2 separate regions of the Mus musculus genome follow, and region 2 is linked to region 1. The links are chromatin loops, found by intact Hi-C in ENCODE. Cell type or tissue: left cerebral cortex. All regions are shown on one strand. Links, peaks and the distances in the headings refer to the core of each region. The heading gives the core; the rest is flanking DNA. Region 1 holds the start of Zfp654 (zinc finger protein 654). Region 2 has its middle 15 kb from the start of 4930453N24Rik.

Region 1 (12,734 bases), core at 1,701-9,700:
TGACTTAAAATTAGCAGTAAGTTTTGCAGTGAGGTTTCTTTCTTTTGCCTAAAACTATATACACATTGCAAAACTATTCTGTATCACATGATTTAAAATAAATATAAAAATGAACCACACAATCAACACATTAACTTTAATACTCCACATTATTTATCTTGATCACAATGGTCATTAACTGCCTCGTCAACAATCTTGTGAGCTGAGGAGCTGATTTTCATTCTCGTAGCCATCAGGCAGATATGCTCGCCTCAGCTGGTCTGACTTAGGTATGGACCCTCCGTTCTTCACATGCCGGGACAGGAACGCTCGCACTGCGGGATGATCGGCCTTCTCCAGGGGGATGTTGGCTTCCAGGCACATTTTCACAAAGTCCTGGATAACACTGGCTTTCTCTGTTTGCGCAGGACTGTTGCACTGAAGCGATGCAGTCAGGGGCCTCTGCTTCTTTCTCACATTTTGCTCTTCAAATTCTGCCTTCCTCTTTGTATGAGTCTTTGACTTGAGGTGGTCACTAATGGCAGACTTGCGAACATGATTCAGCACCACATTGCAAGAGGTGCAGAAGAGTTTGCCTCCATCCTCATGAAGCTCACCTCCAAATTCAGTGACTCGATCCAGAGGGGTTACGTACAAAGCAGTCTTAGAACGATTTCGAGCAGGTGGTGCTGTTACAACAAATCGTTCCATTTTGTCTCTGAATAAGGTTCTTCTAAGACAAGAGAAAGATGTTAGTATTATGATAATAGTTCATTCTAGAAGTGATTAACATTAATAAAAAGTAGTTATAAGTGCTTTTGTAAGGGTAGATTTAAAAAAAAAACAATAAATACACCCCCTCCAAAACAACAACAGGAAAAACAAACTTAATTCAGTGATCCTCCGTATCCCACAAACACTTTTAGTTCAATTTATAGGTCACATGTCTTCTAAACATCTGACATATTCAAGGAAAACAAAACTAAAGCAAATCAGCAGCATCCAGCTAGGTCCATTCCTTGACGTGTGTGTGTATGTGGTACTGCCTATGTGCACACCTTGTTGTTTTTGAACAGCTTCTCTAACTGACCCCAGAACTGGGATTATAGATACACACTGCAGAGAGTCCACACACTTGCACAGGAAGCACACGGCCCTACTAATCCAACTTCCCAATACCTTGTTTTTTATGACAAATAAATCAGACCCCTGAAGAAATATTAAAGTATTCTAAATGTCTCTATCGTTTAGAAAATCACAATCACAGCAGCATTCATAGTACTAAAAATACTAACCTTGCCCAACTTAGACATGTGTTCAAGTTAAAGAGCTTCTTGATGGGAAAGCGATTTTGAGAATTCAACTGTGCAAAAATCTGGTAGTAAGACTTACTTTCCAAAAAGAAAAACAAGTAAAAACTAAAAAAACCATAAAGCATGCCTAACTATTTACAATAACATTACAACCTGAGGCCTACATATAGTTGACAATAAGTACTACTTATTTAAGACAGGACCTCAATGCCTAGTGGTACATGCCTTTAATCCCAGCACTTGGGAAGGCAGAGGCAGGCCTGTTCTATGAAGTGAGTTCCAGGACAGCCAGGGTTACACAGAGAAATCCAGTCTAGAAAACCAGCTAACCAAAAACAAAGACAGAGTCTCACTATGTAGACAGAGACCTATCTTTGTCACCTCCTGAATTCTGAGGCTGAAACTGTATGACACCATGTCTGGAAAAATATTAACATATGTATTTCTCTAAAAAGTTGATAATCAAGAGAAGGCAATATGTTCTTTAACATTTGGTTTCCAATTTCCATTGAAGACTAATTTTTATTTCCCTTAACATAGTGCCCAATATGTGCTGGGCACAACTTGATGTTTATAAAAAGTAAATGAACAGCTGGGTGTCCACTAGAGGCAGAACAACTGCTTAGCATGAGCTAAATTCTAGGTTTGACCTCAGCAATCAAAAACAAAAACAAAAATGAAACAAACAGGAAAAAAAAAAAGCCAAATTCAAATAACGACCCCCCCATAACCATTTATCAAAACCCATATAATTTAGAAGCAGTTTAACACTAAATTTAGCCTAACAACAAAACTCAAAACACCAAGAACAACCCTGTTGTCCAGCGGGCTTTCAATGTTGTCCTGAATGGCAGGGATCACATCACAGACATGTGCCAGCATACCTGGCCGTGTCTTACTTCTTACAGAAGTCTAAATGTGTGAGCACCTGTGTTCTGGCACATGTTTGGAGCTGAGGACAGTGGTTTCATGGACTAACTCAGTGTTGTTAGTGACTCTCAAAGTCACTTCACTAGGCCCCCAAACTTCTGAAAATTATCAACGGACTATCAGCTATATAAAATTACAAGCACTGGAAACCCAAGATAATAAATATACTTTGATAACAAAAGATTAGCAAGACTTACTCTTCTATGCCTGTGATTTAACTTTTTATAATAATCAAGACATCAGATACTACTATACTGAATAATTTTGTTAAAAACATGTTGAAGAAATACTTCAAGTATGTTCTGAAGAATTCGTTTTTATAAGTAACATTACAAAGCATGGAGTATCCCACTGCATTAGTCTACTTGCTGGGCAACACCAAGATTATTTCAACTTTGGTCTGTATTTTGAGCAAAATCTATGAACTCAAAGTAGGACTTAGCAATTCATGAAAATTCTCTAAGGCACAAAATGTCTAGAATTTCACATGCTTAATTTCTGTGGATTTCCACCCCACCACATCTTTGACACTCAAGGGTTACGTGTGAGATACTGTTTTAGGGCATAGGTTTTTCATGGCAGAAAAGACAGACATCATGATGAATCCCACCTAATACTCAGCAAATCCTCACTGCAAATGTCTGCAACTTCCACAAGTACTCTACACCTATGAAATAAAACCATTCTAGTAACAATTAAAGCTGTTATGAAAAACTAGGGGTGCAGTTAGAATTTTTCTTTGACTGCAAACTTACAGAAATGGGATCTGCAATTCTTGTGCCACGTGAAGCCTGAACTTTCCTGATCTTTTCTCTTGAAAGGTCTATTCTTGATACTGCCAATGAAAATAACCACCTCATAGAGGCGAGGAGGTTGGTTACGTGTAAAAGTGTTTCCAGAAGTCAGAAATATTTTAAACAAATGAGGAAGTTAAGATAGAGCACCCAGGGAACAAAAGCGAAACAGCCATTTACTACAGCAAAAGTAAACTGAGTTTTCAAGTCGAAATACTCACCAGCTTAATTTCCAGTCGGGTTTTTGTTTGTTTGTTTGTTTTTCCTTGATATTAAGTAGTGACAGTTTTCTGGATGCAAAACCACAGACGCATCCAATCCGAGCGACTTCGCGTTCGTTCAGACCCCGGAGACGCCTTCGACTCAGTTTTTCAACAGGTGGTGGTGGGGAAACAGTTCCTGGGCTTGCACCCTATTTTCCCGGTGGCGCCGGGAAGTCATGTCTTTACTGTAAAACACAAAAAACAAACAGAAAGGGAAGATGGTGGAGGGGCGGGAAAGGCAGGGCGCAGGCCCGCGGCAGAGCGGCTCGGGCCACGCTCTGCACACAGGTGTCTGTCTCTCTCCGCCTTCCGTGCGCGATCCCGAAGCTCCAGCCAGCCCCACGCCAGCTCGGCTCGCACGCCCCGGGGCGGGTGGCCCGGCGGCCCGCGCGCTCCGCAGGCCCGAGGCTCCGGTGGGGGCGGGGAAGGCGGGCGCGGGCCGCCGGACGTCTAGACAGCCTCCTCCCGCCGCGCCGGCCGAGGTGGCGCCCCGGCGCCGCGACCCCGCCTGCGGGCCGGGGCCGGGGCCGAGGCCGCGTCCCAGCCGCCCTCGGAGGGCCCCGGAGAAGTCCGCCGCACCGCCGCCGACTCCGTGGCTGTCCCCGGGGAGGGGGCGGCGGGCGCCGGCCGAGGCCGTCGCTGTCAGGCTGGCCCGGCTCCTTCCTCCTCCACCTCCGGCCCCGCCCCCGGTTCCCTCGCCCGGCCCGAAGGCCTGGGCTCGCCGCCCGCACCAACGGCCAAGCCCACCTTCCGCCTTCCCAGCTCTTCGGGACCGTAGGAGCGGGCCGCCGTTAGGGGAAGTGCACGAGCCCTCGCCAGGAAGGAAGAGAGGAGGAAGAAAGGGCAGAGCAACGGGATGAAGGAGATCCCGTTGCGGCCGCCGCTGCTTCCGCCGCTGCTTCAGCCGCTGCTCCTGCCGCTGCCACCGCCGTCGCCGCCGCCCGAGCGAGCTCCGCCGCGGCCGCCGTGTCCCCTGCCGCGCCCCGTCCTCCGGCGCGCCCTATGGCAGGGCTCGTAGGCGGTCCTCAGCAACCGCCGAGTAGTGTGGACCAACAGATGGCAGGCCTGGCAAACAGACGGCTAGTGTAACCAATAGGAAGGTAGGGCGGGCATGCCTATGATTGGCGGTGTCCTTCCTCCAGTGAAAACTGGGGGCGTGGGTGGGCGGAGCCGGAAGTAGAGCCCAGGCGAGTAGCCCTGTCCGGCTGGGGCGGAGGGAAAGGGGGAGGGAACTAGAGGAGGAGGAGGAGGTTAGCTGAGGCAGCGGCGGCGGCAGCGGCGGCGGCGGCGGCGGCGCAGGGGCTGGGTACGCGCTGGGCGGCGAGAGCCTCATGGCGGAGGAAGAGAGCGACCAAGAGGCCGAGCGCCTCGGAGAAGAGCTCGTGGCCATTGTGGAGTCCCCCCCGGGCCCAGTGGGGCTCCTAGCTGCGGGCGACGGCAGAGGGGGGGCCGGCGGCGGCGGCTGTGGCGGCGGCGTCGGGATCAGCAGCCGGGATTACTGCCGACGCTTCTGTCAGGTGAGGCGCCCGTCGGCCGCTCCGACTTGTCACTGGGCTCCCGGGCCTCTGCGTGGCTCCTGGCCTGCTGGCCCAGGTCTCTGCGTCGTGTCCGGGACCGGTCCTCCGGCGGGACGGAGAGGGAGTCTGGGAAGCCCCGGTCCCCTCTCTGCACCGCTCCGAGCTCGGCGATGGGGACGACGGGGAGTGGGGTTGGGGGTGACTTGCGGACTTGGAGGTGAGGAGAAAGTGAGTTTGTCGCGGCGGCGGTGGTGGTGGTGGGCTGGGAGCTGGACGGTCAACTGGAAAGCACCCCGTCCTGACATGCCTGTGCCTCCCTGCAGACCCTCTTCGTACCCCAGGGTCCCGCCTTTCTCAGGTTCACTACCCGGTCCCTCTCACTTCTGCTGGGCTCTCCCGTCTTTCTCTGTTACCCAGGTTCCCCCGCATTCTCTTTTTCAGAGACGCCAAGCATGCTATCACCCCACTGCCTGCCCTCCTGTCATCGCCACCCCTCCCCCTCTGCTAGGGTCGCCTGTCATTCCCTCACTAGGTCCCTCTGGACCAGTTCTTCCGTTGGCCTTGGCACTGTCCCACCGTTAGCTACTCCCCTCCCCCACCAGGTGTGTGTGTGTTGGGAGGGGGGGTGTTTTCCGTGTGGAACCTTATAGGAGTGATTGTCATCTTTCCCTTTTTTTGACCCCCTTCTCTGACAAGCACACTGTTTCCTAATTGTCTGACTACAGAGAAAGTCGTTTTTCCTGAAACTATTGCCCTCGTTACACCACCCCTCCCCCAGCCTTTAAATTACTCGTTTTTGGTTGGTCTGTTAAATTCAGTATCGGAAAAAGTGACAGTAAATTATTTGTTTCCTTTATTCTGCCGACTGCTTTTAAGGATTGCATGTAGTTTTTATCTAACTGTAAGCAAATATAGAAACAAGCTCCGGGTTTAGGGATAAAGTTTGGATAATCTGCGTTCTCATCTGCATGCATTTGTAATATAAGGGTTTTTTTTTTTTTTTGCATTCTTAACACTTGCTTCTTTAAAAAAAGATACTTTGTTTCTTACTGCCTTTTAAAAACTGTTTCTTAACCTGCACAAAGTATTCAAGCTCTGGCTCTTCCGTTTCTTATCTGTTACTTAACCTGTTACTTAACATCTGTGCCTCAGTTACTTTTTTGGTTGGAATAGTTGCTAGCTGGGTAAATACAGGAAAGGTTTGGATGAGTTAGCCGTTTATTTTCATTCTGGTCACAGGTGCGCAATAAAGTGAACACTGAGTGGGCATTAAATTTGTTGACATTTCATTTTATGCCTTGCCAAGCATTTAAGGAAAGAAGAGTAAGTTGATATTTTTGGATAAGTTACTGGTGATTAAATTTAAATTTTCTGCCCATGCCATAGATACATTGGTTTGAAGGTCGAAACAGTCTGGGTATAAACAGTGTATATCTTTAACATTTTTTTTCTGTGTAGTGACTTTCTTGAAAACATGTTTTATCTTGACAGTTAATGTTCAGTGTCTTGATTTTGAGGGCATTTGTCTTCTAAGTACATGATTATGTTTAGCAATTGTTATGTTTGTAGACTATGAACCTAGGAACTTCAAACTTAGAAAAATTAGCACTCATTTGATATTTTAAATATATTCTGAAACATGTTATTGTTTCATATATATTGTTTCATATATATTGTTATATATATTATACACACACACACATATATCTTAGTACAATTTAGTTTCTCTCTTTTTCTGCCTTGCCCAGCAACCCCCCCCCCCCAACCTGTGTGCATATGTGTGCGTGTGTGCCAGTGGGTGTGCTGCCTGGACATTGAAACCAAGGCTAGATATCCCATTGAGCTCTACCCCCGGCCCAGTGTCAATTTCCTTGCTCAAATATCTCCTCATTGCTGAAACTTTTGAGGGCTAGAACTTTTTCTTTCTTTCTTTCTTTTTTGAAAACCTTTACCTACTCTTAAATTTCTTGAAGTAAATTTTTTAAGAAAAAATGAGCACATTTAGTTTCTGCAAAACAATGACAGCACCTGGGGGTGGGGCACCAGGAACATAAATTCAGGTTTTGCCTGGGCTACATAATGAGACCCTGAGTCAAAAAACAAAATCAGATTCTGATAGTTTACTTTAAAATGTTTAACGAACAAATGAAATTAACTATTTTATAAAATTCTAAGTTATGAATAACTGAGAATAAAACTGAACAGAAAAAACGCAATGAACTTTTATTTTATATAGCTAACTTATGAGTATTATATCAACATACATTGATGTGACCCTTTTTATTTTCCTGAAACTTCATCATCTTAGAGATTAGTAATAGACCTCTTTCTGGGATTCTGTTCTGGTTCTATTTTACAAGTGAGATTTATATTTATATATATTATCTTTTACCTATTTTAAATGGAATGGAAGAATCACATACAATAAGCTACATTTCATCTACTACTTAATAAAATAGGAGTTTGTTAATAGTTTGATTTGCCAGTAAGGAAAATTGGCTTATATAACTGAATTTCCAAAGATCAATTTTTTTAAATATTTATTTTATGTATATGAGTACACTATTGCTGTCTTCAGACACACCAGAAGAGGGCATCAAATACCATTACAGATGGTTATGAACCACCATGTGGTTGCTGGGAATTGAACTCAGGGCCTCTGGAAGAGCAGTCGGTGCTCTTAACCACTGAGCCATCTCTCCAGCCTGATCAATTCTTTTAAACAATTAGGATTCTATTATGTACTAATAGTAATATTAAGGAACTTTCACTAATTAGCAAATTTATTTAATCATGAGTAATTTTAAAGTAGATAATTTAATATTTAGTTAATAAAATAATGATGTAAAATAGATAATCTAAGTGACAAAGCTAACTATATGAACTTTGTATACAGCTTGTGATATTAAGAAGAAAATCTACAGTTTGTCCTTTCTTTTTGGGGGAAAATATGAATCAAAATTTCTTGCTTAGTAGCTGTGGTTGCAGGAGAAAAAATGAACAATTCTTTTAAGGAAAACTAAACAAAGGTTCTGTGGACTAATTGTCTCTAATTACCTCTTCCTTTGGGTTATATTAGTTATCTTCTCAACAAATGCTTCAGTAGAGTGGGCCATACTTAATTTGTTTTGATATGAAAGCAACTTTTACTAGGAACCTGTTAACTCTTAAGCTTCAGATAGCAAGCTACATAGAATTTGAAACCAAAACAAGTTAACTTTTCTTACATTCCAAAAGAAGAACAAGATGGGATTTGATTTCAGACTTCAATTTCCACTGAAAGGCACATTGAAATGATCAAACAAAACACATACATTGAATCGCATAGTGTGGATGGGATAGAGTGATGGAAAATTAATGATAGGTGGGGGGGGGGGCAAAAATCCTGAAAGTATTCAAGGAAGCACAGATATGGTTCAAAGAAGGAGTCAAGGCTGGTGGTGGTGCAGCCTTTAATCCCAACAGTCAGGAGTCAGAGCCATGTAGATCTCTGAGAGTTAGAGGTCACCATGGTCTACATAGTGATATCCAAAACTGTGTTTAAAGACCCTGTCTCAAAACAACAAACACGTGCACACACACAAGAACCCCACTTAAAATAAAAAAGTTTAAGAAGGATACTTTATTATACCATAGTAGTAAAAATTATTTCAAGAAACATTGTTGTCTCTCTTGAGTTGTTAGGTGCAGGAAACATCCACTCAATTCCTGAAGCAGTAATAATTTGAGTTTGGTAACATATAGTAAACTATGCAAGTTTTAGTATCAAATCCTTATAATGAGATGGAAATAGTCTGATAGGTTACAGTAGACTATAAAACTATTTTGTACTATGGTGGGTTTAACAGCTACCCTAGGCAGATGACAAGCTATAAAATAAGAGAAAGAACATAACGAACAAAAAGCCCTTATGTTAACATATGGGTAGGCTTAAACAGACAGAAGCTATTAATATTTCTGTGATGTCAAAGCCTCTTTGGGCTTAGGAGGAGCATTAGAGCTACTCTAATCTCTGGAGCTGATAGTTTATATCCCATAATGAACTTCAGTGAACATGTTAAAATATTCTCATCTTTAAATTTTAGTCTGTAATATTGTCATAGCTCCATGCTCCTGATGTGTGAAGCAATGATTTGTGAAGCAACTACATTTGCTGTCTGGGTTTTCAGAAATTTTGTTTCCTCCCAGTGGCATTCAGCATTCTTAGATTTTCCTAACTGGCAGTTAGTAGGTGGGGCTAGAAATGCTGACTGTCCTCCAAGGGATAGTGTAGGACAGACCAACAGTTAACCTGGTCTAACATGTCAGTGGTACCTGGGTGAGAAAGCCTGCTATACTTTTGAGAAAGGCTTTTTTTTTTTTTTTTTTTTTTTTTTTTTGGTTTTTCGAGACAGGGTTTCTCTGTGTTGCCCTGGCTGTCCTGGAACTCACTCTGTAGACCAGGCTGGCCTCGAACTCAGAAATCTGCCTGCCTCTGCCTCCCGAGTGCTGGGATTAATGGCATGCACCACCACGCCCGACTGCCTGCTATACTTTTAAATTTTACTTTATAGATAGCTAGTTTTTTGTTTGGATAATGCTGTTCTTAGCAAAAGGTACCTAATAATTCTTCAGGAAGTTTTAACAGCAATTGTAGTCTATGCAAGTCACCTAAGACACAGTCATAACAGAAAAAGGATTTGCCTCTTTTTTTTTTTTTTTTTTTTTACAAAATACATATTTAATGTCTCTTCAAAGAAATTCAATTTGTTTTAGAAAAGAATCCTGATAATCCTGATATGTTGGTCTTGGTGCAAAAATTTATACAATACTTGTACTTTCATGAAAGTTTTCTGAGGGTGTATAATGTATTATTTTTATTACTAATTATTGCTATTAATTTGCATACCTTAACTTATCTTTAATCAGTGCACATATCTTAAAAAATCATATACGAGGCCTAAATATGAGGAGTTCCTTCTCATTGCAAGTTCAGACCTGATTTAAGTGACTTAAGCAATGTAGTTATTTATTGCTTATGTAAAATGTCTTGACTTGGTAGTGGAGGGATGGCACTGTGGTCTCCTTATGATTGTGCAGTTGCTTTTCTTTTTCTAAGCCATCCTTCTCTTCTAGTTTATCTGATATGCCATTATACATGCTGGGATTCCAGCTACCGCATCTGACTTTTATGTGACAACAGGGTATTTCTGTGGGTAATTGAAAACTGTCTTTCTAGCTGTTCATCTCTGGCTCAGTGGGTAAGAGCACTGAGTGTTCTTCCGAAGGTCCTGAGTTCAAATCCCAGCAACCGCATGGCAGCTCACAACTACCCGTAATGAGGTCTGGCGCCCTCTTCTGGCTCATCTGAAGACAGCTACAGTGTACTTATAATAAATAAATCATCGGGCCAGAGCAAGCAGGAACTGAGCGAGTGGGGTTGATCTGAGCGAGCAGAGGTCCTAAAACTTCAGTTCCCAACAACCACATGAAGGCTTATAGCCATCTGTACAGCTATAGTGTACTCATATACATAAAATAAATAAACCTTAAAAAAAAGAAATGATGAATTCATTCTTAAGATTCTATTTAGGAAGTAAGGAAGAAAACAAGTTCGGGGTTGAGCTATAGAAGCAGCTAGCGTTTTATATGAGAGGCGTGAGGGGGTAGCTTTTTAGAAAAACATAGTTTCTCCCCCTTTTCTTTTTAGAGCTAATCACTTGCAACTTACACACACACACACACACACACACACACACACGCGCGCGCGCGAGCCTAATTATGATTTTCCCTCTTTAATTTTAGGTGGGGTCAGTTGCTTCGTAGAGCCACCCTTTTCTTATTATTGAGTTCTCCAGTTTGAACTCTTGTACATACCCATTCTTGTCGTTTCTCCATTGCTTTTGCGTCTCTTTCTTGCGTTTCTCTCCAGAGAAACAAATACGGATTAGGAACCACCCTACCCCGACCCCCACTCCACCCCACCCCCGCTTTTTGTCTTTTTGTGATTTTTGACACTTGTTTCACGTCCATGTTTACAAATATGTAGTCCTCACATTCCTCCAGTGTAACCCCTTCCTGAGGTCCTTAATGCATGGTATTAGGCTGCTCCTCAGCTCCTCCACTAATGTTTGCAAATTAGCATCTCAGCTCTCAAACTAGGAACAACTTCCTCCAGCTATTTCCTAGCTACCTAAATGTGTGTGTGTGTGCCTTAATCATTTTAACTTACTTTAGTTAAGTTTGCAAGTGAGAACAGAAGTAAATGTGTGTTTATTCAACTACATTTAATAAATGTTGAAAATTAGCTCAGTTAAAAATAAATATAAGGCTGAGCACTCTCAGCACTTGGGAGACAGAGGCAGTCATAACTTCTGAGTTATGTTCCAGAACATCCAGGGCTACACAGAGAACCCTGTCTCGAAAAAAAACAAACAATAGCATAAAGAATAAATATAAAAGATGAAGGCAAGTGTTGACAGTAATTTGCACTGATTTATTTACTTTTGCCAAGTCCTTGGTCTATTGTATTGTGAATTTTCGGAGCTAAAAATCAATTCATTGCATCACTTTACTTCATACATTCAGTGTTTTTTAAAATGTGGGCTTTTAAAAATGGTTTTCAAAAACTTGAGTATTGGAGACACTTGCAGTATTCATGAAGGGTGAAATTCATAGAAGGCTATTTACTTGTTTATTAATAACTAGGGAAAACAAAACAAAATCAATAGTCTACATGTTGTTCTTTAATACCTTTTTAGGTTGATTTTAATAGTGGAAGGCTAATTGTTGCTAATGACAACAGCAAATTATTGAGAACATCTTCAGTGACAAATGGCATGGAAATCTTTACATGTAACAAAATCTGTGTCTCCTACCCCAAGTCATGCTTGAAACTGTTTAAGCAGGCTGATTACCCAAGACGCTTAAGCCCAGGTAGAAGTGGTTTCATTTAGGATTCTATTTTATTTATTTATTTATCTTTGAGATGGGGGTCTCACCATGCAGTTTTAGTTGGTCTGAAACTGTAGACCAGGTTGTGTTTTGAACTCCTGAGATCCTGCTACCTCTTGAGTGCTAAAGCTAAAGACTCACGCTACCACACTCAGTCCAATTTAGTGGTTCGTCCACTCCCCAGAGTTTAGAATATTGCATATACCTAGGAAGATGGTTAAGACCTAGATCCAAGCCTCAAATCCATTTACTTCCCATACACCTTATTCATAACCTGAAGGCAGTTGTATACTTCTCTCAGTGCATATAGAAGTTTGAATTTAAATCTTCATAGGTAGACGGAAGACAAGTATAGCATCTCTTGGTTGTATGTTTATGGATGAATTTTATTATTCCTTTTACCTGTTTATTTACTTTGGTTTTCTTTATTAGAGTTTAAAATTTATTAGAAAAGTTCTTTATGGATTTTTTCCAGACAGGCTGTGTGTGTGTGTGTGTGTGTGTGTGTGTGTGTGTGTGTAGCTTTGGCTATCCTAGAACTTGTTCTGTGGATGCTGGCTTCAAACTCAGAGATGTGCTTGCCTCTGCCTCCTGAATGCTGGGATTAAATGTGTACGTCACTATGCCCAACTATTAGAAACTACTTTTTTTAATAAAAGAAAACTACAGGATAAAATGTATTTTATTTTCTTGCTTAGAATCTTTTCAAGTGCAATCATTTTGCATAACGAAATCTTATCTGTGAAGATCAGTGAAATGCTCCCACTTTGTTGTGGAGAAGAGATAATTTAATTAAGTGAATTAGTAAAGGTGCTGGTTTACATTTACCAGTGGAATCTTTTTTTTTTTTTTTTAAAGATTTTACTTATTGTTATATGTAAGTACACTGTAGCTGTCTTCAGACACTCGAGAAGAGGGCATCAGATATCATTATGGATGGTTGTGAGCCACCATGTGGTTGCTGGGATTTGAACTCAGGACCTTTGGAAGAGCAGTCAGTGCTCT
Region 2 (12,734 bases), core at 3,249-11,248, 96 kb after region 1:
TGTGGAGAGATCAGACAACTAATGGAAATACATTCTCCACTTGTGGGAAATAGAGATTGGCAGGCCTGGTGGGAGAGTGCCTTTATTTGCTGAGCCATTTGCAGGCTCCCTATTTTTATGTAAATATTTCTTACTGGAAACTCACTTTAGGAGTTTTGAATACATTGAGACATTGTGTTTTGAGCGGCTGCTTCAGTTTTGTCTTTGAGGACTTGGCTAGAATGTGGTTTCTCCTCACTGAGATTCTCTGTTAGCTTTCATCGGCACATTTTTTTTGGCTATTAGCAGTCCCTTATGTGTTATGAGTTTACCAAGTATTCTTAATCCTTGCTGGATGTTAAGTTGGGAGTGCACTTGTTTCTTTTACATTCTATTTCTGTTATTTGAGATTGAAGTTTAAGAGGTGTATTGTTTTTAAATTCCTGGCAATGGGATTGAACCCAAGGTATAGGCACTAGGTAAGCATATTAGCACTGGGATTAGCACTGAGGTCCACCTTCTGCTCCTACCCCCCTTGTAAGGTTTATTTTGAGACAGGGCAAGGCTGTCCACCTTGCCTCAGCCTCCTGGGGAACTGGTTTTACATGGCTTTAACTATGGTGCCTTTTACAACAAATACTTTTTTGTTTTTCACCAACAATGGATACTGATGACTATCTGAATGTAGTCATTGTTTAAAACTTTAATTTTAATATCTGAACTGGGTGTAATGGCACATACTTTAAATCCCAGCGACTCAGGAGGCAGAGGCACATGGATCTCTGTGAGTTCAAGGCTACCCTGGTCAAGCCAATGCAAGTCTAGTGAGTTTCAGGACAGCCAGAAGTATATAGTGAGACCTGTTTCTAAACAAACAAACAAACAAACAGATTTAAAATAAAAATAGTTATGCTGAAGAGATGGCTCAGTGGTTAAGAGCACCAAGTGCTTTTCCAGAGGTCCTGAGTTCAATTCCCAGCAACCACCTGATGAGATCTGATGCCCTCATCTGGCATGTCTGAAGAGAGCAATGGTGTACTCATATACACAATTAAAAAAAAATATGTATGCAGTTGCTAGAGAGATAGCTTAGTAGCTAAGAGCACTTGCTGCTCTCTCAGAGGACTTGCATTCAATTCCCAGCACCCACATGGTAACTCACAGCCATATTTAAGTACAGTTCCAGGGATCTGACTCCATCTTCTGGCCTGTGTACGTGGTACACATACATATAGGCAAAACATACAGGTAAAACAATAAAAATATATCTTTAAAAAATCACACTTTTACATATTTATGTCGTTAGTATTTGAAGTTTTGTTTGCAGTGAGTAATACCCAGAAAATGATAATGAAAAACTTTACTTTATACTAGAACCAGAAAGGGAAACATGTATTGTCTTTAGCATATTATTTAATCACTCTACACTCTGAAAGTGTTTTGCTAAACTGTTTTTTGTGCTTTTACATATATTTAAATATATTTGAGTTTTAAACTATAAAGTGGTAGGGTAGAAACCAAATGAAAAACTGTTGCAGGAAATTCTCTACTTCTGATGGGTTGACCTGAGATCTTTTGACTGACAGGGAAAGCCACCCAGGGGAGAGCATGTTTTAGTCACTCTGCTGGAGATTCATGTACTCACAGGGAGGACTGCAGTGTGACCTTCCCTATAAACCCTGGAACACAAGTGGTGGGAAACAACTTCAGAAAAACAATGTGTGTGCTATGCAAGAGATCCTGAAAGCAGTGTTTTCAAAGATCACAGACAAATGAGGACAGTGATGGCTATCTGAAGTGATTTTTGGCCCGAAATCCATTTATTATCAGTCAAAATCATACTACATGTTAACTAGCTTTATGATGCCATCAAAATTTCATATGATTGTTTTGTTTTCTTTAAAGAATCTTATTTATTCTTTGGCAATTTCATACATTGAAATTGTGTGGAAGCTTGACCATATCCACCCACTCTCCTTGCCTACTTCTCCCAGGTTCCTCCAGTATATGCTCACTGTCCTACCATGTCTCCCTCCCCACCGTTTGTAACTCTCAGTCCAGTTAAGGATGTCTGTTGCAGTGCCCACTGATCTGTTGGCTTGCTCTTACATAGGCAGCCGTAGGTGCAGTGAGTTCATGAGCACACCGGCCATGTCATGTCCCGATGATGACATGTCTCATCATTCTTCCACATCCTCCAGCTGCTTTATTTTTAAAGCACATTGACTTCACTGGTAAATTAATTTCAACAGGTAATTATTTTCTCGGGCACCATGCCAGGTAGATGAAACAAAATTTAGAAGCATCTTACAGAATTTTAGTAAGCCATAAGTTACTTGCTAGAAGTTTATTAGGGAAAGCAGAAACTATTGGAGCTGTTTTATCATCAAGAAAACAGTGAAGGCAAAAGAGGTAGCTCGGGAGTTCAGAGCTCTTGCTGCTACAACAGGATATGGATTCTTAGCACTCATGTTTCAGGAGACCTGATGTCCTCTTTTGGCTTCCATGACCACAGGACAGGCACATGACACAAATACACACATACACTAGTACACATACAAAGAAGCCTTTAGGACATAGCATTACTGAGAGCCAGTGTGGAAGAGCAGTCCTGACTTGTGTTCTTGAGGTCCTTCAAAATTTCCAACAACATTCCTGAGATGAGTCATTATTTGACATGAGTATGTTACACATGAGAATAAAAAGACTTAAATTTCCTGTTCCACTTTTCTTTGAGAACACAGAAGTATAGAAAACAAGACTATGTAAAAGGAAATATGTTTTAGTGTAGACTAAAATGGCCCATGGTCCCGTAGGACCATGACCTTTCTCTAATGATACAATGCAGGCTTCAGCAATCCTGAAGATGATAGGTAAATAAAACCAACCAGCACTTCCCTTTCTTAAAAGGGTGGGTAACTGCGGATATAGAAGGTCAGCATAGTGGCTCATTGTTGAAGTGAATAGAAGTAAATTTGGTTTTCTTGAGTTACAATGCTGGAGGAAAAACTAGGCAGGAAGTCATACTCCCGCCCCCCACTACCTGTTTATAGAGGGAAGGATCAGGGTAGAGACTGAACACATTTCTTTGGGGAAATATTTTGAGTATTACAAATATATTACAGAATATTTGGGGAAAATATTTAGTGAAGGATTTTCTCCACTCTTAGATACCTTGTGTAAGTGGCACATGAATGAACAAAGTGCTGTCTTGAAGAGCCGGTTATTTTAAGACTATGAGGTTATGTGGCTCTTGTACAAACAGTTCAGTTCTACAGAGCTGCTTATCTCTTCACCGTCATCTCGGTGGTTTGCCTACTGCAGAAACTGTTGGGGTTTATTTAAAACCACATCCAAATACTGTGGCTGTTAAGAAAGAGTACTCTCTGGAGCTAACTGACAGGCAGACTGAGAGACCATCTAAGGCTATCTATGGATAGATTTGTTTCTTTTCCTGTACATAGGTGACCATATTATTGAAAGAGACGGCCTGTAGTAAAAAATATTTACATAGATTGATTACTAAGAAAGCCAAACTTTATAGAGTTACCTGAGAAACCTGACTCCAGAAGACTTCCGAGAGGCCAGCAGTTTGTTATTTCAGGGCCGTTGGAGCGACTGACAGATCAGCCATGTTGCAGCAGCTTCTGCTGTCCATTGACTTCTTTTTATTAAATGTATTGTCTGGCTAGTTAGCTAATAATTTGACTACCTATCATGGCTGGAATCTTGGATTGAGTGAAAATGAGAAAGGAGGAGCCAGAGAGGTGGCTCAGTAGTTAAGAGCATTTGAGGCTCGTGTGAAGGACTAGAGTTTGGTTCCTAGCTTTCAAAATTGCCTACCACTGTAGCTCCAGGGAACCTGATATCTTCTTCTGGTCTCTTCACCATCATCTTGGTGTTTTGTGTACTGCAGAAACTGTTGGGGTTTATTTAAAACCACATTCTCTCTCTCTCTCTCTTTTAAAACCACATCCTCTCTCTCTCTCTCTCTCTCTCTCTCTCTCTCTCACACACACACACACACACACACACACACACACACACACACACACAGAGTGACAGAGAGACAGACACATGGACACACACACACCACTGAACACACAATAGTAGTTTGTTTTGGAACGTATATTGTCAGCGGCAGGACGGCATTCACTCTAGAAGCCTTCTTTGCATTCCAGGAATAACTGCCAACTCTTCAAGCCTTCAAAGGCCCATGAACTAGGCGTGTTTCCACTTGCTCAAGAGGCCTCTGGCCGCATGCACTCAGGTGTGGCACAACTAGTTAAAGGGTGTCACTTGATTACATCCCTTTCTGCAGCAGGGCATGCTGACTGAGTGAGCCAGAACTCTTCCTGCTTTCAGACCCTGGCCGTCCAATAAGCTGCTCCATACAGAAAGGAGGCTGTCTTCGTCAGGGTTTTACTGCTGTGAACAGATACCATGACCAAGGCAACTCTTTTGAGGACATTTAACTGGGGTTGGCTTACAGGTTCAGAGGTTCAGTCCATTATCATCAAGGCATGGTACAGGAAGAACTGAGAGTTGTACATCTTCATCTGAAGGCTGTTAGGAGAAGACTGGCATCCAGGCAGCTAGACTGAGGGTCTTAAGTCTATGCCCACAGAGACATACCTACTCTAGAACTGCCACTCCTCAACACGGTTGCCCGTGACATGAGCAGACCTGTACCTCTGACCTCAATGACTGAGCGAGAAAAAAGGGTTGAAGAAGCTTTACACCCAGCCCCCGTGTCCTCTTGTCTTAGTTTGCTTTAGCTCTTTTCCACCTTGACAGTCTGTGGGGTGTCTCAGGATTGTTCTCCAGCATCGCTCACTGTCAGACACTGGGCCTTCCCACAGCAGTCTCTGATGTGAGGACTGATGAAGTGGATGTCTCGAGTTCTGATCCTCCATCCAGGATGAGGGGCGCACAGACCGACTTCCACCACCAAATTTAAGGTTGCCAGAACAGATGTGTGTGTGTGTGTGTGTTCTATTTCCTGTTACTAGACCCTCCAGTCTGCTGTCACCAAGGCCAATTGTACTGTCCTGACTTGTTTCGTATTTGGGGCTTCGGGGTTTTCTTCCCAACAAAGACTAAGAATTGCAGTTTTACATTTTTTAAAAAGTTTATGTTTTGTTCTTTGAGCCTCCCCCCTACCCCCGAAAAGACAGGGTTTCACTGTGTATCCCTGGCTGTCCTAGAACTTGCAACTCACTTTGTAGACCAGGCTAGCCTCAAACTCACAGAGATGCTCCTGCTCCTGCCTCCTGCATGGTGGGTTTAAAGTTGTGTGCCACCATGGCCCCCCTCACCTCTTTCTTGATTATTGACATCATTCCCATCATTCCTCTCTTTCTTTCCTAAGAATTTAGTCTACACTCTGATATCGTGACTTTTGTTTTTCATGGGTATTGGGGGAATATATAATCAACCATCTGATCGCAGTAATACCCAATAAATCTCATATGCCACCATGAGTAACTGAGCTACCTCTAATGGTGACAGCATCCACGTGGGTAAATAGGAATGAAAACTGGTGTAGCCACTAGGGAAGTCGGTGTAGGTTCCTCAAAATACTAAAAATAACGACTACATGACTAAGCTATTCAGCTCCTACATATAAATACCCAAAAGACTCTAAGTCAACGTACCACAGAAATATTGCTGGTCCATGCCTATTTCTGACTATTCTCATTACCAAAGAAATGGAACAGGATTATATATTACCAGCAGATGAATGGATAAAGAAAATACGTATACGTATGCACAATGAAGTTTTATGAAGCCATGAAAACATTTTAGATCATGCAGGAGATTGGCAGAAAAACAGGTGCAACTGGAGATCATTACATTAAGTAAAATGAGCCAGCTTCAGAAAGACAAATATGCCATTTTTTTCTCATATGTACAATTTCATTCTCTATCTCTCTCTCTGCCTTCCTCACTGCATGTGTGTCTGAAAGGGGACCATGGGATGAGAGGAAGAGATCTCAAAGCTAAGCAAGAGATGAAGGGGGACAAAAGAGAGTAATGTGATGCTAATGACAGAAGAGCAGAACCTCTTAGTGGGAGGCAGGGGACCACTTCCTCGACATGAGAGTAGGGGCACTGGAGGAGAGGGATCAGAACACAGTTCAATGACATACATGTATGAAGATTCTATAAGGAAATAAATGCATGCCTTTGTGTGGTAACTTAAAAAAATAGAGGAGAGAAAATTTGCCAATGTTTCAGAAGACTTCAGACTTTTGAGCAATGCTGGTACCAAGTCAAGGAAAACAATTGCAGATAGACTGAAGGTATCTTGTATTGTGAGAGGTATGCGAGCCTTTTTAAATTGGGGTGGAAGATTATGGCTTAGATTGTCAATATCTCCTAATGTCTACTATGAAAAAAATGGCCAAAGTTTGGGCTCTTGTGAAGATTCTGATCTCATGAATGGACTAATTTATGTTTGGACTCATGGCTTAGTGAGTTCTAGGAAAAAGGCCTATAAAAGTGAGCTCTCTCTATGTTTTCTGGTCATGATGTGATAGCTTTGATCTGTTATTTACTTCCCACCATAGATGTTCTGCCTCATCACTGGCCTGTGCACTAGAGCCATCCAAATGCTGACTTTTGCCTCTGAAACTGTAAACAACCCCCCTCCCCCGAATAGGTAAAATTTAAAGATTAAGTGAAGGGTTATAATATAAACAAATTAGGGTTTTCTTAGTCAATTTTGAATGAGAAGATATATTTTATTTTCTAAAGTAAATTTGTTCCAATTAATGGATTTGTCCTGCTGACACAAGTTACTGATTTCCTGAGGATTTTGATAAAAATTCTAGTTTTTCCACTCTTGAGTATTAACTTTAAATCATCAAATTTTAATTATTTAAACATGTAGACTAGATTCCATTTTACTAGAAACAAATTTATAAAGGTCCAGATAGCATGAGATATATTGCAGATGGCTTCTTCTTTGCATCTGCATCCCTTCTTGGTTGCTCACAGTTTTTCACTTAGTATTAAGAAGAATTAGAGCCCTTTATCCTTTCCTTGCTCAGCACCAGATGTCTAGGATGCCTCTTAGCATCATCTGGAAGGAAAGCCCCCTTCGCAGCATTGCAAAGCAGAATGTGGAAATTTACTGACATCTTGTGGCCAAGTCAGTTCTCCGAGTGTTTTCTGTCCACATCAAAGGATTGGCTTCCTATTGGTCATCCAACAAAAAAATACATCTGTCTGAAGGTCCTGAAGTTTGTGATAGTTTTGAAGTCCTGTCTCAAAGAGTTGCAAGTTAGCAGCAGAGCACTTGTCGGTCTGCATATGCACTCCAACTCCAGCATAGCACCACAAAACAAGAGACCCCATGTTCTGCTTTATTAAACAATTTTTATATTAATTAATTAATTAATTAATTAATTATATAAGGGGCTGGTGAGATAGTTCAGTGGTTAAGAGCACTGATTCATCTTCCAAAGGTCCTGAGTTCAAATCCCAGCAACCACATGGTGGCTCACAACCATCTGTAATGAGATCTGATTCCCTCTTCTGGTGTGTCTGAAGACAGCTATAGTGCACTTACATATAACAATAACTAAATCTTTTTTTAAAATTTAAAAATTAATTATGTAAAATTTAAAATTGTACGTGTGTGTGTGTGTAGGTCAGAGGACAGCTTTCAGGAGTGGTTTCTTTCAAAGTGGTATCTGAGATTACAATCAGGTCGTGGATCCTGACAGCAGACGTCTTTTCCTGCTAAGGCTTCTTGCTACCTCTCTCCCTCCCTCACCTTCCCAACCCCAAGTCTGTTTTGAATGATTGGCCCATGACAAGGGTTGACAATGGCTGTGATGACTTTCCCATCCTGGGGCAGAGGAGGGAGGGGCTGTGGGATAGCCACTTGAGGAGACTGGGTGGGAGGCCCCATGGGATGCCTACAATGAATTTTAGTAGCTGAGCTCATGACTTAGAAAGCAGATTTTAATCATCACTAAGGAGAAGTCACAGGATTCTTGTGGGCCAGGCAGGAGAAGGGCATCCAATCAGTATGTGTTTTCTATTCTGGTGTCCAGTCTCCCTGGCTCTGTGTGTCTCCTGTGCACCCTGGAAACTTTGTATATTGGGTGAGGGGATTTGTAAGTGTCTGGCAATTAAACCTTTGTCTTCTGGAAGTTAGTGACCTTTTCCCCTTTTCCTCTGGAAGTACTTTTTACAAGATTTGTAAGTAAGAGCTCTCCATAGTCTGCGTACCGTGAACACATTGCAGCGAACCTTCCATACTTCATTCCTCTGCAAGGCATAAGACTTTGCCAGGTTGCTCAGCCGCCACGATCAATTTGCCTTCATTCATCTTTTAGACTTAATTTGCCAGTTCTAAAAATCTCCTAGTCTTTCTCAATTTTAGTCTTTAATCTTTCATGTTCTGAGCAGAAAGGGTCAGAAAGCTAGCCTGTCTTCAGCCATGGCTGAGAGCCTGGCATCCTTTTCTTCATACTGCAGTGCAGCTTGATATATGGTTAGACAATAGAGGGTTGGGCATTCTTGCAATACTTTAGCAGTGCTGAAATCTGCAGCATGGTACGAAGGAAGCTAAAGTTTGAATGTAACCACTTTATTTAAAGGGTTTTTCTTCTTTAATTTAAATGTCACCGAACTGAAGTAAACATAATTTTGTTGACCATATTCATGAATTATGAACATTATTATTATAGAATTACTATAGATGCAACATGCATTGGTAGACTCATGTGATGGTCTGATGTGATAACTTCATTTCATACATTTACATATCCTGGTCTGTATGCATTTGCATAAACAACAGCAACAACAAATTCCTGCCTTGCTCTGATTGAAGGATTTCCAGGACTGTTGTCTGCTCCTGAAGTTTGTTTTAAGTATGTGTATCCTTTGTTTGTATTTTGTATTAAGAAGTAAGGAAAAGAACCCCTTATTGTTGAGCATGTTGATATTGTCTTCTTTATTTTTTTTTTCCTTCTTGGGAACCTATGAAACAAGTTATTCTTTTTCTGTAGGGTTTTTTTTTTTTTTTTTTGTAAACCTTTTGGTTTGTTTTATTTAAAAATGGCTTTATAAAAGGGCTTTTGTAAAAAAAAAAAAAGAATTGAAACTAAATGCTCATGCAGTTAGGCAAGCAAGAGCTCTTCTGTAGCATTGTATCCCCTTTCAGACTGCTGCTCTCTGGGCTTGTCTCAGTCCCTCCCCATTGATATTATTCTGGTGAGGGATGTTGAAGCCAGCGCTGAAATGAAGGTCTGCAATGCTACTTTATGTCATTCAAGTCTGAAAAAAAAAAAGCCAGAATTTTGCACATCAAAAATAACTATGCTGAATTGCAGAGGAATTGCTAACATTTTAAATATAAACTTTATAGCCCAACAAGGATACAGTAGGGTAGGTAAATTTTTGGGATGGGGGCAGGGAATTTTTAGGAACTGTAAATGTTTATGCTTGGCAAATAACTGTTTAAGAAACCTGACTTTTTTCGCTTAATGGACTCCTAAATAATCTTTGCATTGTTACTTACTGAGGAGAGAAAAAGAGAGGGAGAGGAAAAGGGAGGGGGAAGGGTATGGGGAGGGGGAGAGGGAGAAAGGGAGAGGGAGAGAGGGAGGGGGTAGAGGGGGAGGGAGAGGGTAAGGGAGAGAGGGGGAGGGGGAGAGGGAGAGGGGGAGAGGGATAGGGAGGGGGAAGGGAGAGAGGGAGGGGGAGAGGGAGAGAGGGAGAGAGGGAGAGGCACATATTGCTGAATATATTGTTTTTGCATATCATTCCAAGTCAGTTGGTATTAGAAACAGACAGAGCATCCATCCATTGCCCCAGGTCAAGAAATCTGTGCTTCATGCAAAGTCCTTTTGTTCCATTCACAGAGGCCACAGGAGGCTCAGGAGTGCAAGACCATCATCACCCGCAAAGGAACCATGTGCTTGGGTGGCAAGATTATAATTTGTTAATATGATCAATTATTCCAGTTAATGGATTTTCTTATGCAGTGCAGATGAGATAGATCCTTTCATAGTTTGTACTGTAAGTATATTTGATACATGTTTTTAAATGGGTGATGACAAGTAGGGTAGAGAATCCTCCATGTGATTATAGTGATTGCATTCCGACTTGGCTTCAGAACTTAAAACTGCCTGGCTAATATAATCATAATATATAAGTAGACTTTGTAGGTTAATGATGCTGCTTGTATTTTTTTTTTACACTTATGTGTAAATAGGTATTTGCTTATATTCTGCTGCAATTTCAGAGAAAATTTATCTTGGCAATTTAAGTGTTTTTAATTAAAATATTTAATATAAATAATGCATCTCATCATGTAATTATATAGCATAAGCCTCTCTAAATAACAAAGCAGAAATTGCTGCTTGAAGACACGGGGCCATGATTGAGTCAAAGTTCTCTAGAGGAATGGAACCTCTGGGCAATTTCTTATGAGAAATTGGACCCTATCTTTGTGCAGAGAACTCCGTGGTCTGCCACCTGCATGCAAGAGAGCAAGTGCTATAACTCTCCCTTGGGGCAGAGTACGGGGAGCTGTCTCGGCTTTAACAGTGAGGCATGGACAAGAGGGAGTTGCTCCTCTGTCTTTCATTCCATACAAGCCATCAGCAGTTCCAAAGGTGCCCACCCCCTCTCAAGACCTGCGGTCTACTGACTTAGTTTCTAATCTCATCTGGAAGCAAGACAGAAAGAGCCTATCTTAGTGAGCAAGCAGGGTGGAATGTTTCAGTCTTAGAGGAAACTGGTATACAGCACCAGTCTAGCTGAATTATAAGCCTCAGGCTCAGTGAGAGATACCTTTCTCAAATACCATGATGGGAACTGGTAAAAACGTGTAACAACCATCTGTAATGGGATCCGATGCCCTCTTCTGGTGTGTCTGGAAACAGCTATAGTGTACTCATATAAATAAAATAAATCTTAAAAAAAAATGTAACGTTGACCTTAGGTCTCCATATGCACACACATGCACCTGCAATACCCACGAACATGGACACAGATAGACATTTTGATGAAACATGTCAGTATGCACCGTGAATGTGTACCCACAACTTTTTTCATTAAAAAAGAAATAGTAATGGTCCAAAGTAAATGGAGCTTTGCTACAGAGCTGACAACTCTCATATGGGAGGGGTTCTTAGGAACCACCTTCAATATTTTGGACAGGAGATAATGGTATAGCACACATGCCTGGAACAGTCGCGTGAGATGTGGGGAAGGAAATTTAGGAAGAAAAAAATTCATATTAAGGTAGGAATGAGAATGACTGACCATAGAGTAAAGGGACAGATGTGTAAGAATTATTGGCAGTTCCAAGGGTTTAAGGAAGACGGCAAATAACTTACACTGTTAATAGAAATCAGTATCATTGTGCAGTGCTTGTTGTCACAGACGATAAAGAGTATAGGTAGAACCACACTGAATTCATATGCCTCCAATAGAGACACTGAGGTGTCTCCCAAGATGCATTGTCTTACTTAGGGTTTTATTGCTGTGGTCACCAGGACCAAGGCAACTCTTATAAGGACAACATTTAATTGGGGCTGGCTTACAGGTTCAGAGGTTCAGTCCATCATCATCACCATGATCATCAAGGTGGGAGCATGGCAGCATTCAGGCAGGCATGATGCAAGAACAGCTGAGAGTTCTACATCTCCATCTGAAGGCAAACAGGAGAAGACTGGCTTCCAGGCAGCTAGGATTTAAAGCCCACAGTGATACATCTACTCCAACAAGGCCACACCCACTCCAACAAGGCCACACCCACTCCAACAAGGCCACACATCCTAATAGTGCCACCCCTGAGCTAAGCACATACAAACCATCACATGCATGACATGAGTCCCCTGGAACGACTATTTGTGTATGCTAAAAGAGACTGTTGTACAGCAAGGTCTAAGAAGGGTACTGAGTAGGTGGCCACCCCTTCACTCTGAAGCAATATGAGGCTATAGAGATGGCTTTGTGGATTCATAGACCACTGTGGCTACTGAAAACGTTTTAATAGAATGTGGAAGCATGCAATCCTTTAGTTAAACCCAGAATGAGGTCTAGTTATAACTTGTTTTTTAAACAAAGACATGTTTGCATGTTAATTTAATTAATTGTGACACATCGTTACAGTCTGCTGATAGTTTTAAACTTCCCTTCCTGTTTGTCATTCTTTGAGGGACTTTCTTACCTCCCGGGTATTTGCTGAACAATAGTTTCTAGAAATAGCTACTGGAGAAATGAAGTGTAGAGAGATGGTTTAGCTTCATTGGTTCTCCACCTTCAGAGGCGTCTTCCTTGTCCCCTAGGTTTCCAAAGTGACTTTGCTCCAGTGAGTTTAGTGATAAAATGATTGTTGTGTTTACCTATAGCGGCTCCCTTTGAACTTACGGAATTAATTTACACCTTTCTCTGTAACTGGAGTAACCACAGCCTGTCAAGCACATGTCTGTCCCTTACACACCTGGATCATTTGGGTATCCAGTGTGCTGGAATTCTTTATCAAGAACATTTATATGGTGCCAGTCCTTTCCCTCAGAATTCAGAGTTGCTGCCCCTTTAAAATAGTTCTGTAAAAAAGCCAGAATATTCTCAGTGTGTAGCAGCTCATCTAAAAACTTTATTTTCCAACTTTTTTTTCACATCATGACTGCCTTATAAGGTATATACTACCACCCTATAAGTTGTATGCCCATCTACCACCCATTACCATCCTATCAAAATGTAGATGCACCACTTACTGGGAT

What was found. Peaks named below come from ENCODE experiments on the same cell type or tissue, not always from the same donor. Only the 100,000 strongest peaks of a DNase experiment are listed, where the experiment ranks them.
Region 2: it touches region 1 in a loop (2.7-fold over the local background); 3 of 42 quality-filtered maps call a loop at or near these places.

The regions. Positions count from the first base shown.
Region 1 is chr16:64,843,529-64,856,262 of GRCm38, reverse strand. It overlaps Zfp654 (zinc finger protein 654), which reads left to right and starts at 4,540. Exons shown (of 9, transcript NM_001347245.1): 1 at 4,540-4,796. The coding sequence starts at 4,611. It overlaps Cggbp1 (CGG triplet repeat binding protein 1), which reads right to left and starts at 4,262. Exons shown (of 3, transcript NM_178647.3): 1 at 4,027-4,262; 2 at 3,238-3,464; 3 at 1-712. The coding sequence starts at 690. The coding sequence ends at 187. In left cerebral cortex, for the core only: a CTCF peak has its summit at 7,367 (motif pointing right); DNase peaks (open chromatin) are centred at 4,403, 5,222, 5,639, 5,958 and 1 more place; H3K4me3 peaks cover 3,849 bases; H3K27ac peaks cover 1,500 bases.
Region 2 is chr16:64,749,303-64,762,036 of GRCm38, reverse strand. No RefSeq gene overlaps it. Among named protein-coding and RNA genes, the nearest start is that of 4930453N24Rik, 15 kb to the left of the region's middle. In left cerebral cortex, for the core only: CTCF peaks have their summits at 7,120 (motif pointing left) and 10,889 (motif pointing left); a DNase peak (open chromatin) is centred at 7,111.